Linked DNA regions of Homo sapiens: all the other regions are linked to region 2. The links are chromatin contacts, found by Hi-C or POLR2A ChIA-PET in ENCODE. All regions are on one chromosome and are shown on one strand. Each heading gives the region's core, a stretch centred on a gene start or an enhancer-like site at or near the end of the contact. The rest is flanking DNA. Distances are from core to core; before and after follow the strand shown.

Region 1 (2,700 bases), core at 54-2,553, 6.8 Mb after region 2:
TGTTTGTTGCCATTTCATGGAAACAATGAAAAATGTGAAACTCCCTTATTTACTGATTCTTGGAACCTTTCACACACCAAATCTCAGGTTTAGCCTCTAAAGCGCAAAGGTTTTCAGGGTGAGGTTTGACTCAGTAGGCCTTTCAAAGTCACATCTGTCCATTTCTTTTTCGTGCATATACCCCCAAGCAGGCACAAATGCCTGTAATGCTGAGAACCACACCTAACAAAAGGGCGATTGCATCACCGGCTTCTACTGCTTCCACAACAGGCAGCACCAAAAGCAGTGACATGAGGACTAAGGACAACTGTGTTGAAACTGAGGTCATGATGTTGGAATCTTGAGGGCTGAAGGTTCCTAGAAATTAAACATGGAAACAAAAAGGAACCATTAAAAATTCCTCCCTTTTCAAATGACAAAATGAACACATGACAAATAACAGGCCAGCCAATCTTTTGGATACTTTATGAATCATTTCCAATCCATCTCCTCATCTTATAGGTGGAAAAACAGAGGGACGTTAAAGACAGTAATTTGAGGTTCATCTCCCTATCTCGTGATAACACTCTAAACCCAGGAATTTTCCACGATAATGCCAACACCTCGTGCATCAACCAAACAAAAATTGAACAGGAGTTCATAATTAAGAACAAACAGAAAAAAAGCACGAGCCACTAACTTGGAAACTTAAAATATCCTAGTGGGTAAAAATTGTACATTTTCTTAGGGTCTCTCCCATCCAAGAAATGCAGACAAATTTGGCAAAAGTCACACAACATATAACTCTGCGAAGTTGTGGGGAATTAATAAGACTTACCAAAGAAATGGTATATATAGAATTCTATCTGACTTGAAATTTTCCCTTCCTGGAGCTCCGGATGCTGAGATTAAGAGGTTCCACGTGACACGACCTATTATTAGCATGGGGGGTGGGGAGGGGGCGGAGAGAAGGATTTAAAAATTAATTATTATTACTATTATTATTTTAAAGAGGCAGCTAGAGTCAGTGCAGAGCGTGGAGGCCATATGGACGGTAGGGGGATAGGTAATGAGTTGAGAAAAGTCTGTCCAACAGGGAACTAGACTTAAAAGTTGGTCAGTTCACCCACACAAGAAAAGGTAAAAAGAAACAGAACAGAGATAATTTCATTTCAGGACTTGATATTAAGATTTGAAAAAGAATTCGTACTTTGGCCCGGCAAGGTCCAAATTTGCTCCTGTTTTACAAATACACTGGTGCAACCTAAGTATCCTTTGGAGACGAGTTCGTACATTACCTTCTAGGAAGCAGCCATTACAGGAATGGCGAGGAGGGCGGAGTCTCCAAACTACATTTCCCACAATCCCTGCCGCCGCCGACTCCTATGATGCCCCGGCGCGTTCCCCCTATAAGTAGCAGAGGGCGTGACGGTCACGCTCTAGCGGAGGCGAAGAGTCGCGAACGCGCGGGACTTCCTTTCCCTGCCCAACGTTTTACTATTAAATAGATGGTTTCGTGTGTTTATATAAAAGCTCACTTCAAAATAAAAGAAATGATAGCAAGTGTTTTCTACCCTGTTGAGTCTGTAAGGCGCACATGTAATTTTGTCTTTTTCTTCGACTGAAATGACACAGCGGGGAGAGAGAACCCAAGTACAGCCCTCTGTTCCGGGTGCTTTTAAACCAGTGGCTTCCAACGTTTCTGAAGCAGGAAATCTCTGTCACCATCTTCCTAATGAAACATATGCCATTTATTAATTTTTTAGTCAATGGGGAAAAAGCGCGGTTAATAAGACATATCGTAAAAGGTTAAAAAACATTTGTAGTGCAAAATAAAGTTTAGGAAAAATGGGTTTAGCCCTGTTGCAGAAGATCTCTCAGGATTCAGGTCCTAAAGTGACAATCTATTCAGGAGTGCACTGCGGTGATTCCTTCCCACCTATGTTTTTGTGAAACCTCAGCCCCAAATGTCCCTACATATTTGTGAAAAGATGTAAAAATACTGCTTTTAAATCATAAAACAAGAATTAGTTATTTGTATATGTAAGTCGTAACCTTTCTGAAAGGCGCTCTTTCAATTGTCTGCTAATTGTGAACTCCTTACTGAACCTTTCTAGTCATCTGATCTTCTGAACTCTTTCATATTTACTGATTTGAAAATTTATTTGCTATCCTTACATTATAAATTATTAATGATGAGGGTTGGGTGTGAAGCCACCTGCCTGGTCTGAAAGTCCCCTGGTTCAGTCTGTTAGATAATGCAGGTACGTTCAGTTCAATGCCAATAATTAGCATGTATTCTTGTGTTGTCGGTTACCCTTTTTCTTACACGTTCCTAGTCTCTCTAGCAAAGATTTATATTCTTGGCTCCTAACCGGCACCCAGCAGGTGCTCAGTAATGTTGCCTAATAATAATAATGATTTGACTAGATAAATATGCCAACAAGATCTTATGAGAGACCGAGAGGTGCCAAATAAACCAAACCAAGGTGACTAGAAAATTGGAAATCTGAGAATAACTGCACAATAACGTCAGCATTGTTTCTCTAACCTTGATTATTTTAACAAGGTTTTGTTCATTTCATCCTTTGTTTTGAGCTACTTTCGTGCCTTTGTAATCAATTATATTTGGAATAGGAGTTATATTTTTATAGCTTCCAAAATATTCTCTCATATCCTACTGTGAACATTTTGTTTTTCCCTACATGTTTATTTTTCCTT
Region 2 (2,700 bases), core at 140-2,639:
GAATCAAAACAAAAACATGAGAGTACTATGTTTTACCACTGTATTCCAAACCACTATGCTGCTCAAGTAAAATTTACTTTACCTCTTCCCTTCACTACTGCGTGCTTCATATCAACTGAATGTGGCAGCTACCCACACAAGTGTTCAATGGGCATGTGAACGCAACGCTGTGCCATTTCCCTCTCCACATGTTCTCTAGGGTTAAAACTACAGTTCCTTTAAATCCTCGTGTTTCATTTTCCTTTTCACAGAAATCCTGTAATGACCCTAAAGCAGATAAGAGCAGAGCGGCCTCTACACCCAGGGATAAGGAGCACGAGCAATCACTAGGTGCCAAGGAGTTTGAAACGGAGCCCGGCGGAGTGGGACAGGGGAATCCACTACGGCTACCGGGGCCAGGCGAGTGTCCTCCGCGCCGGAGCCGCAGAGGACCGCGGCTGCTCCGGCGCCCGCGCCAGGACTTCTCCCACCTCGCGCCCCGGGAGACTTACCTGCCCAGCCAGGGGCGAGCGCGCCGGGCTGGCCCGGGGGAAAGCCCCGCTCACTCTCCACTGCGGGTCCCCGGGGCCGTTACCTAACTGGTCCCAGCTCCAGGCCAAGAGGCCGCGCTTCAGGGAAGGGCATGCGCTCGCCGGCGACGCCCAAGCCCCGAGCCCCGAGCCCCGAGCACCGGCGCCCGGGAGTCCGCTGGGGCCCGCCTCAGCCCCCCGCCGCGCCGCCGCCGCCGCGCGCCCCCAGGCCCCGCCTCCACCGCCCAGCCCTCCATCCTCCTCAAGCCACCTCCTGCCCACTGCGGCGCCTCCTCACCTGCCCCAGCCGCCGCCGCCCGCGCCTCCCCCGGGCCTCCCCGCGCCGCGACCCTAGCCCCAGCCCCAGCCCCAACCCCAGCCCCAGCCGCCCCCGCCCCCCTGCCGCGCGCTCGTCCCCAGCGCGCCCCGCTCCTCCTCATCTGCCCGGGCCCCGAGCTTTACCTTGTAGGAGTCGGTGGCCAGGAGGATGTTGAACTCGGCTTCTGCCGCAGGATTCATCTCGGGCCGGAGGACAGGGGCCGCGCGCCGCGAGCTCCCTGGCGCGGCTGCGAGGAAGGAGAAAAATGAGCTTCACCGCGCTCCGTTGCTTAAGTCACTGCTCGGTCGGCGGAGGAGGGGGAGAGGGGGAAACGGAGAGAGGGGAGGGGTCAGAGGAGGGCGGGCCCGGGAGCCGTGACGCGGCGCGGGTGACGGCTGCGGCGGCTCGCGTGCTCGCAGTCTGGGAGCTCTGGCGGACTCCCCACCTCGGTTCCCCCGCCTTCACCCCGTCACCCTCCGGGGGCCGAGAAAGGGCGGGGCGCGGCAGCGCGCTGCGCAGTGCGCGGAGGCGGGGCGGGGAGGAGGACGTGATGCACGCGCTCTTCCTCCCAGACGCCAGCTCTGGGAAGCTGGAGGCAGCGGGGCAGCCCCGGCGCGTGACCCGGGCGCTTACCTAAGTTCGAGTTCCCGGCACGGGCGCGGGAGGGCGGGGCCTGGAGGGGGCGTTCCCAGCTTTGCCAGTGCCACGAGGAGCCGGTTCGCCCGCCCCGCCTGGGACCTTCCGTCCTACCCAGTCCTGGCCGGTTTTCTGGGTCCTCCTGAAGTCACGCCACCCGGCTAGGGGGCGAGGAGCCTCCTACTGCCCATCTTCCCGTCCACCACGCGCAGTTACTCACCTTTGTCTCCGGCCTGGATTAAGGATCCAGCCTTTCGCCTCCATCCCTCTTGTCCCTCCTGATCCTCCTGACCCTGTCTTTAAGATCCCAGGAGCTGCGGTGAGGAGTGAGGCTGAGGGGCCCCTTTCATCTGATGCAGCGACTCCGCTTTCCTCCGGCGGCTCTGTCTATGGCTGAGCTCTTTGATCCTTTGAGAGATGGTTTGACTTTTCCCGAGCAAAGAGCCTGCGTTGAAAAGCGGGGGTGGAATTCAGTCCTCACAGATAATGAGGGGACAAGACCTAATTGAACCGAGTATTGCCGGGAAGGAAAAGGCAACGGGCCAAGCCTTTGACAGGGTGCGACACTGACTTTTATCATCGTTATAGTCTTTAAATCCTGGGAAACGAGTTGGCAACCCCAAAATAAAGAAGTGTAATGACGTCTGATGACTTCACCCAAATACAGACCATTCCAAGAAAGACTTGCGCAGTTCTCATGCGTGGTTGCGTTTTTGCATAAAACTAAGATTCCCTTTGTCCGCATGTTTAATAGCTTAAAAATAAATTGAGGTTTTTATCGGATAAAAGTAGCCAGGAAAAAGTGATACAGTGAAAACGATTACAGGATATTTATAGACTTGTCTTTCAAGTTATTAGAAGTCTCATTCTATCTGGGGGCAGTGATGGTGGTGGTGGTAGTGGAACTTGTGAATTGAGATTCATAGTGGAACTTGTGAATTGAGATTCATCTCGAAACTGGAGGCATGGCTGAGACTTCTAATAAAGACAACCTCAGTCAACACTATGTCTTGAAGTCAGTATATATTTTTGACAATCACCTCATCTACACGTAGATACAATACAGGGCAAAGATCATGGAAGTGGAAGGTATCACCAGGCACTCACCAATGTAGTAAATACTAGTACACTTACAATTATTTTCAGCAACGAGGTTTGAAACAAGAGGGCTTATGTATTTATTGGTTGATCTTCCCTGTGTTTTACCGGGGAAAATTATTTGTAAACGCATTTAAA
Region 3 (2,700 bases), core at 77-2,576, 6.2 Mb after region 2:
TGTGCATGAAACATGGATGAAAAGACTGGGAGATCGCTTAAAATGCCCAGGCATGAACTGAGGTCACATGTGATCACAGAATAGGACAGGAATTTAAGAGTGCTATTTTAAAACTAATTGCTTTGCGGGTGGGGAGGGGGTGGTGCATCAAAGGGAAAAAAGACTATGAATTTGAGTTTTGGAATTTAACATATGGGAGGATAATAAATAGTACAGTGAACAAAGGGAAGACAGGAAGAAGGAAATATAGTATTCGTTTCAGAGATGTTGGGTTGAGGCACAAGTGGAACATTCTGGTGGAAATTTGCTACAGGCAATTGAAAATAGAATAGAGCTCAGCTGAGAGGTGGAGTGGCGGATGACTCACCTACATTGAGGTGAGTCAGGGACTTTGATCTGTCATAAGCATAGTATATGAACCTAATAACAGGCTCTAAATACTAGACAAATGTCCTAACAAGGAAGACAGAGATCTAGGAGTGCCTTGAGAAAAAAGGCAGCACTGCGATTATTGATCTGTATAACTTGTGTTTGTTTTACCAGCTGTGAAATTCTCAGAACTGGCAGGTAGTATTGTCAAGGGACACATTCTTGTATAGAAACCCACAACGCTGAATCGTCATATATTCCTAGTCTAGAATCTGAGATATACACGAACTCCACAACTAAGTAGACGAAAGCATCCCTTTTTTTGGGGGGGGGGGGGGATGGGGGGCACATAACCCTGAACCACGGTCCAATTACAGGTACAGTACTGATGATGGCTTAAGTAGTTCATGGAACTAGTTAAAACTAAAACCATGGAAATGTTACCCAGGAGAGGTAAGGCTGCGTGCCTGGCAGGTGCCGCAGGGAAGTAGGGGAAAGGTTAAGGAGAACACCAGCCTCCGGAGAAAGAGAAGCAAAGGTGATTGCATAGCTGCCAGCTGGAAGCCGACTCTCGTCATAGGGCATACTCGCCCCACTGTGCATCGCCGGTGCCTACCTCACCCAGTTCCAAGGCGGGGGCGCGCCGAGGCAGGGGTGGGGTCACCAGGAGAAAAGCAAGTGGGCAGAAAAGCCCGTTGGGAAGAGACGGCTGGGAGGAGGCCCCGGCCCCAGCCTTACTACGTTTCCCAGAATTCAGTGAGGCCACGAAGACAGGCTCCCTGGGCGCGGACGGAAGACTGGCCGCATGGGATTTGTAGGTAGGATCCGCGCCCCGCCCGACGGAGGCGTCCAGTGGGGAGGTGTGCAGGGATTGGTTGGGAAGCGCTCAAGCCCCGCCCACAGAGTGACGTCAGGTGGCGGTATTGCTACTTAAGGCGTCGTGGCCTCCCCTGCCCCGCCTTAGCTCCCGCGCTAGAGAGAAACATGTATCGTTTTCGATCACAGCTCTTCACGGGGATTTCTGCTGCCGCCACCGCCCACTCTTACCCCCGCCGCTTCTCGACTCTGTTGTTAGCCGAAGACTCGCCTCTCAGCCGCCCGCCGCACAGACGCACGAGTAAAAAGTGCAGCTCCATCGGCTGATCCTCGCTAAGCTCCGACTCTGGGCGGCACCGGGCGTCCCACGATGCCGAAGAACAAGAAGCGGAACACTCCCCACCGCGGTAGCAGTGCTGGCGGCGGCGGGTCAGGAGCAGCCGCAGCGACGGCGGCGACAGCAGGTAAGGGGTATCCCCGCCGCCGGCATCCCAGTTGCCGGCCAGGCTGGCGAGTCTTCCATGCTTCGGCACGGTGGGAGTTGTAGTTCTTTCTCTGATGTACACATTTGCATTTCCAGGGTGCGTGGTTTGGCTACTGAACTACAATTCCCAGCGTGCCCTGGGCGCTGCTCCTCGCGCGATTTAGATCTGGCGTGCGAACCGGACTCTTGGGCACCGGCCGTGGGGGCAGGGAGGAACGGGTCCTTGGGCCTGAGAGTGTGTCGGGACAGGGGCTGACCGGGAGCTGGGCGGGAAAGGAACCATTGTCAGAGTTCCTTTCTCGGCGGCGATCTCGCCCGATCTCTCCCCGACCACGGGTGGGGAAGAACGGGGAGTTGAGCCCGTGCCGTCACTGGCCGCCTTTGACACCCTGGCTCCAACATGGAGCTCCTGGGATGCCAGACGTCCGGCGGGTTTGGACGGGCTCTTGCGTCACGCGGCCTGGGCCTTGCGCGGTGGGCCCGGGGTGACGCAGAGGCGCTGGGGAAGCTTTCCGTCTCGCAGGTCCACCTGGCCAGGCGAAGGCGTCGGAGGCGGGGGGACCACTTTCTCCCCCCTAGGCTGTGCTCCTTCCCCTAACTGGCACCTGCAGAAGCCCTGAACCTCTAGCACCTCTGCGACCACCCGAGGCGACCTCCTGCTCACGGGGGGAAGAAACGCGTTCTCCTTTGTGCTGCATTCTATATGTTCTCTGCAGTGAGCCCCAGAGAGGCAGGGTGGTGAGGAGCTTAGGTTGCAGTTGGCTAAAAGTTGAGGTTATTGTGCCCTCGCTACGAAGTTGAAACTTTTCCTGGGTGGGATGAGTAGGTGCTTAACTGAACTTATGGTTTTCTACTTATTATATGGTTAAGAAAAAGGATTCCAATTGGAATTGGAAGGCCCTTCTAGGAGAGACCCCAATAAACTCAAATCGAGTATTAAATAACCTGGGTAATATTTTATTTAGAAATTTAAACAGGAGTTAAATATTGGAGTATTCTCCGACGTTATCACACTGGAACTATTAGCCATC
Region 4 (2,700 bases), core at 131-2,630, 5.9 Mb after region 2:
TGCAGCCTTGTCGGAGAGCCTGGCTTCTTAATAGTCTCAACCCTAAAAGGAGTAACTGTCAAGGGGCGACCCAGCTGAAATCAAACAACAAAAACGGGAACTGTAACCCGCCTGAAATGGGAGGAGGAAAAGGAAGGGAGACTCCTGTATTCATCAGTCAACATTAATGTCCTTTGTTGTTCACCTTTACACAGAACAGCGAGAGCTATCCTGTTCCTTTTTCTCCGAACGCCAGTGTCAGGGTATGCTTTCCTAAAAGCTATCTCCCTGCCCCCAAGAACCAGGCTTTCCGATCCCCCTCCCCATTTATCACTCAGCAGCCCTGTACCGCCACACCGCCCCCACTGCGCTCACCCGGGGTCGAGAGGGTGGCCAGAAGTAAAAACACTGCTGAAATACCCGTTCTTCTCCAAAGACCAAAGAACCGAGCGGCGCAGATGTTGAAATTTACCAATGCCCCCGCCCCGCAACATACACACCCCATAAATCCGGGATCGCAGAGAGGGAGGAGGGTCAGAGAGGGCTCAGCTTGTCAGAGCGGCTCTCTCCAGGACCCTGCCACATTCCACACTCCGGGAATGTCGATCCGAGCCAGAGGGAAGGGTTTGCGCCTCCCTACTGTTTTGGGGGTGTTCTCTCTGCCCGAGTGTTGTTGTCTCCCTCTCCACCCAGAGGAACCGTTGCAGCTCCCTGTCGCTTTGGGGAAGAAGGGTAAGGAAGGAGAGAAACCCCATTCGCCTCCTCTTCCAACTTGACACACACACACACACACACACACACGCCCAGTCGCCACTCCAAACTCCGCAGGCAGAGCCCGAAGCTAGCGGGCCGGCCGCGCGCTCCCCCAAGCTGTCCCGGCGCTTCGGGAACCAGTGCGGGGCGCGCCGAGCAGGCGGTGCGGGGCGAGAGCCTGGTGCGCAGCCCTCTGCCTGGAGCTGGCTCGGCAAAGCCCCGTACCAGCTGCGCGATGCCAGGATTAGGCATTTTCAACCGGGCGGAGCGAGAGGGGCGCGGGGGCAAGGACGAGAAATGCGCACTCGCTCGGGCCAGAGCAGAATAAAAGTTCGCCCCGCGGAGACTCACCCACGCCGTATTTCTCGTGCTCCGTAGGTATCCACATGGCTAAAGGGGCTCCGGGGTCTTCAGGCTTTGTAATCCCCGCGCCCCTTCTCCGGCTCACAACAATGCACAGTCCCCGAGCAGCGCTGCAGTGCCGGAGCCCAGCGGCTTCGCGCGGGCTGCGGGCGCTGGGCAGGATCTGCGCTGGAGGCTCCCGAGCCCAGCGTTGACACTGCGCCGCCCGCAGCTCTCCCGGCGGCGGCTGCTCACAGTCCTCCGACGCGCTCCCGGGTACCCGGCGGCGCAGTCATTGTTCTGATTCACTGAACTAAGCGAACACGCCGGGGCACTCTCCGGCGCACCCCCGCCCGCCAGCGCCTAGTCCAGCCCTCCCGTCCCAGGGCCCCGCAGCACGCTGGGAATTGTAGTTCTTGGCCTCCCCATCCCGGAAGTGGGCGCGGCAAATGTGGTTCGGGGCGGGGATTCAGTTTTACTGATTGCGTCCTATTGGTCCAGAGCGCGGCGTAGGTGTGGAGAAAACATTACGTCGACGGGGAGTTCGCCTCCAGTAGCGTTTCTACTGGTGCCACCCCGCCTCCGACCCGCCCTGCGGCCCTCCCTTTTCTTTTCTGCCGGGTAATGGCTGCTTCCAAGACCCAGGGGGCTGTCGCCCGAATGCAGGAAGACCGTGATGGGAGCTGCAGCACAGTCGGGGGTGTAGGTTATGGGGGTGAGTACGGTGCCCCGGAGGCGCGGCTGATGTGTCTTCCTTTCTCTATGACCGGGTGTGCAACGGACCTCTGGTCTGACCCTAGGAGCCCTTCAGCTCTGGGGCCACCTGGGTTCGACTGGGCCCCACGGGTGGTGGCCCAGCGGGATGGGTTGGAGCCGGTGGCGGCTACTTGGTTGGGGCTGCCCGGGGATGGCGGAGAAAATGCCATGGGATGGCGGAGAAAATGCCATGGAATGGCCTTCCCCTCCGCCGGGGAAGCTCCCTGAGCGTTTGTCTTCTGGTTTGGAGCTCCCAGCTTTGAGCTAGCTGCTGAGTGGGTTTGGTTCAGATCTGGTTCGCGCGCGTGTGTTTATAATTTTGGGATTAGCAGCTCTTTCTCCTCACCAGTACACTGCCTTGGTTTGCTTGGTTTGACCTCGCAGGTGTGTTTTATTTAGCTTCCGGAGTATTTCCAGTCGCAGACTGGTGGTCACTGCTCTCCACTCTACAGATTTGCCCAGTTTGTGGCTGAGGTGACCTCTGAAGGGAAAGTGTGTGTATCTCACAACCTCCCTGTAGATGGTTAACTGCTCTGGGTGTTCTTCAGATTTGTATGTGGAGCCTGAGAGATCTTCCCAGTCTCTGGGTCCTTAGAGAAAGAAAAGGAAAGTGATAGATAATTTGCACTCGTGGCTTCAAAGAACATTTGAAAAGAGTTTTGAAAACCATCACAACTTTGGCTGTACCTGACTTTCAGGTTGTCCTCTGATCCACTGTAGGAATAAAAAACCAAATTTTGAAAGCTGCAGGTGGATTGTGTTTAGGACTCTTTTACCTTTAGTCTATCCCTCCCCCATTCCCCCCACCCCATTTTTGTCTTGATGTGTAATTTAGCACAAGTTGTCTTTTTCTGATGAACATGGTTTGGG

The links. Hi-C counts contacts between places; a loop is a spot of excess contacts on that map. ChIA-PET counts read pairs that join two places held with the same protein, here RNA polymerase II (POLR2A). Pooled maps may share reads with other maps.
Region 1: a loop to region 2 is called in a map of CD8-positive, alpha-beta T cell, with 7 times the contacts of the local background. The contact joins the promoter of SMIM30 here to the promoter of NAMPT-AS1 in region 2. A Hi-C loop is called at or near these places in 2 of 168 maps with a recorded cell type or tissue (CD8-positive, alpha-beta T cell and naive thymus-derived CD4-positive, alpha-beta T cell) and 5 of 50 pooled maps.
Region 3: a loop to region 2 is called in a map of B cell, with 17 times the contacts of the local background. The contact joins the promoter of IFRD1 here to the promoter of NAMPT-AS1 in region 2. A Hi-C loop is called at or near these places in 3 of 168 maps with a recorded cell type or tissue (B cell, CD4-positive, alpha-beta T cell and CD8-positive, alpha-beta T cell) and 13 of 50 pooled maps. POLR2A ChIA-PET finds 5 or more read pairs at or near these places in 4 of 52 experiments (CD4-positive, alpha-beta T cell, CD4-positive, alpha-beta memory T cell and activated T-cell).
Region 4: a map of ascending aorta shows a loop between it and region 2 (9-fold over the local background). The contact joins the promoter of DOCK4 here to the promoter of NAMPT-AS1 in region 2. A Hi-C loop is called at or near these places in 2 of 168 maps with a recorded cell type or tissue (ascending aorta and naive thymus-derived CD4-positive, alpha-beta T cell) and 9 of 50 pooled maps. POLR2A ChIA-PET finds 5 or more read pairs at or near these places in 1 of 52 experiments (CD4-positive, alpha-beta T cell).

The regions. Positions count from the first base shown.
Region 1 is chr7:113,117,251-113,119,950 of GRCh38, forward strand. SMIM30 (small integral membrane protein 30) reads right to left here and starts at 1,304. Exons shown (of 3, transcript NM_001352688.2): 1 at 1,278-1,304; 2 at 818-911; 3 at 1-357. The coding sequence starts at 328. The coding sequence ends at 149. All of the region lies in intron 2 of LOC107986837, which reads left to right. RefSeq lists enhancers at 1,075-1,669, 1,564-1,703.
Region 2 is chr7:106,283,857-106,286,556 of GRCh38, forward strand. It overlaps NAMPT-AS1 (NAMPT antisense RNA 1), which reads left to right and starts at 1,390. Exons shown (of 1, transcript NR_186647.1): 1 at 1,390-2,470. NAMPT (nicotinamide phosphoribosyltransferase) reads right to left here and starts at 1,127. Exons shown (of 11, transcript NM_005746.3): 1 at 972-1,127. The coding sequence starts at 1,028. RefSeq lists silencers at 457-816, 1,087-1,626.
Region 3 is chr7:112,449,134-112,451,833 of GRCh38, forward strand. IFRD1 (interferon related developmental regulator 1) reads left to right here and starts at 1,327. Exons shown (of 12, transcript NM_001550.4): 1 at 1,327-1,649. The coding sequence starts at 1,556. It overlaps LOC128031837, which reads left to right and starts at 1,354. Exons shown (of 1, transcript NM_001414739.1): 1 at 1,354-1,512. The coding sequence starts at 1,354. The coding sequence ends at 1,512. RefSeq lists enhancers at 417-1,234, 1,235-2,052, 1,352-1,641, 1,882-1,931, 2,052-2,171.
Region 4 is chr7:112,205,019-112,207,718 of GRCh38, forward strand. DOCK4 (dedicator of cytokinesis 4) reads right to left here and starts at 1,381. Exons shown (of 53, transcript NM_001363540.2): 1 at 1,084-1,381. The coding sequence starts at 1,120. It overlaps ZNF277 (zinc finger protein 277), which reads left to right and starts at 1,677. Exons shown (of 12, transcript NM_021994.3): 1 at 1,677-1,789. The coding sequence starts at 1,699. RefSeq lists a silencer at 1,253-1,602 and an enhancer at 1,773-1,892.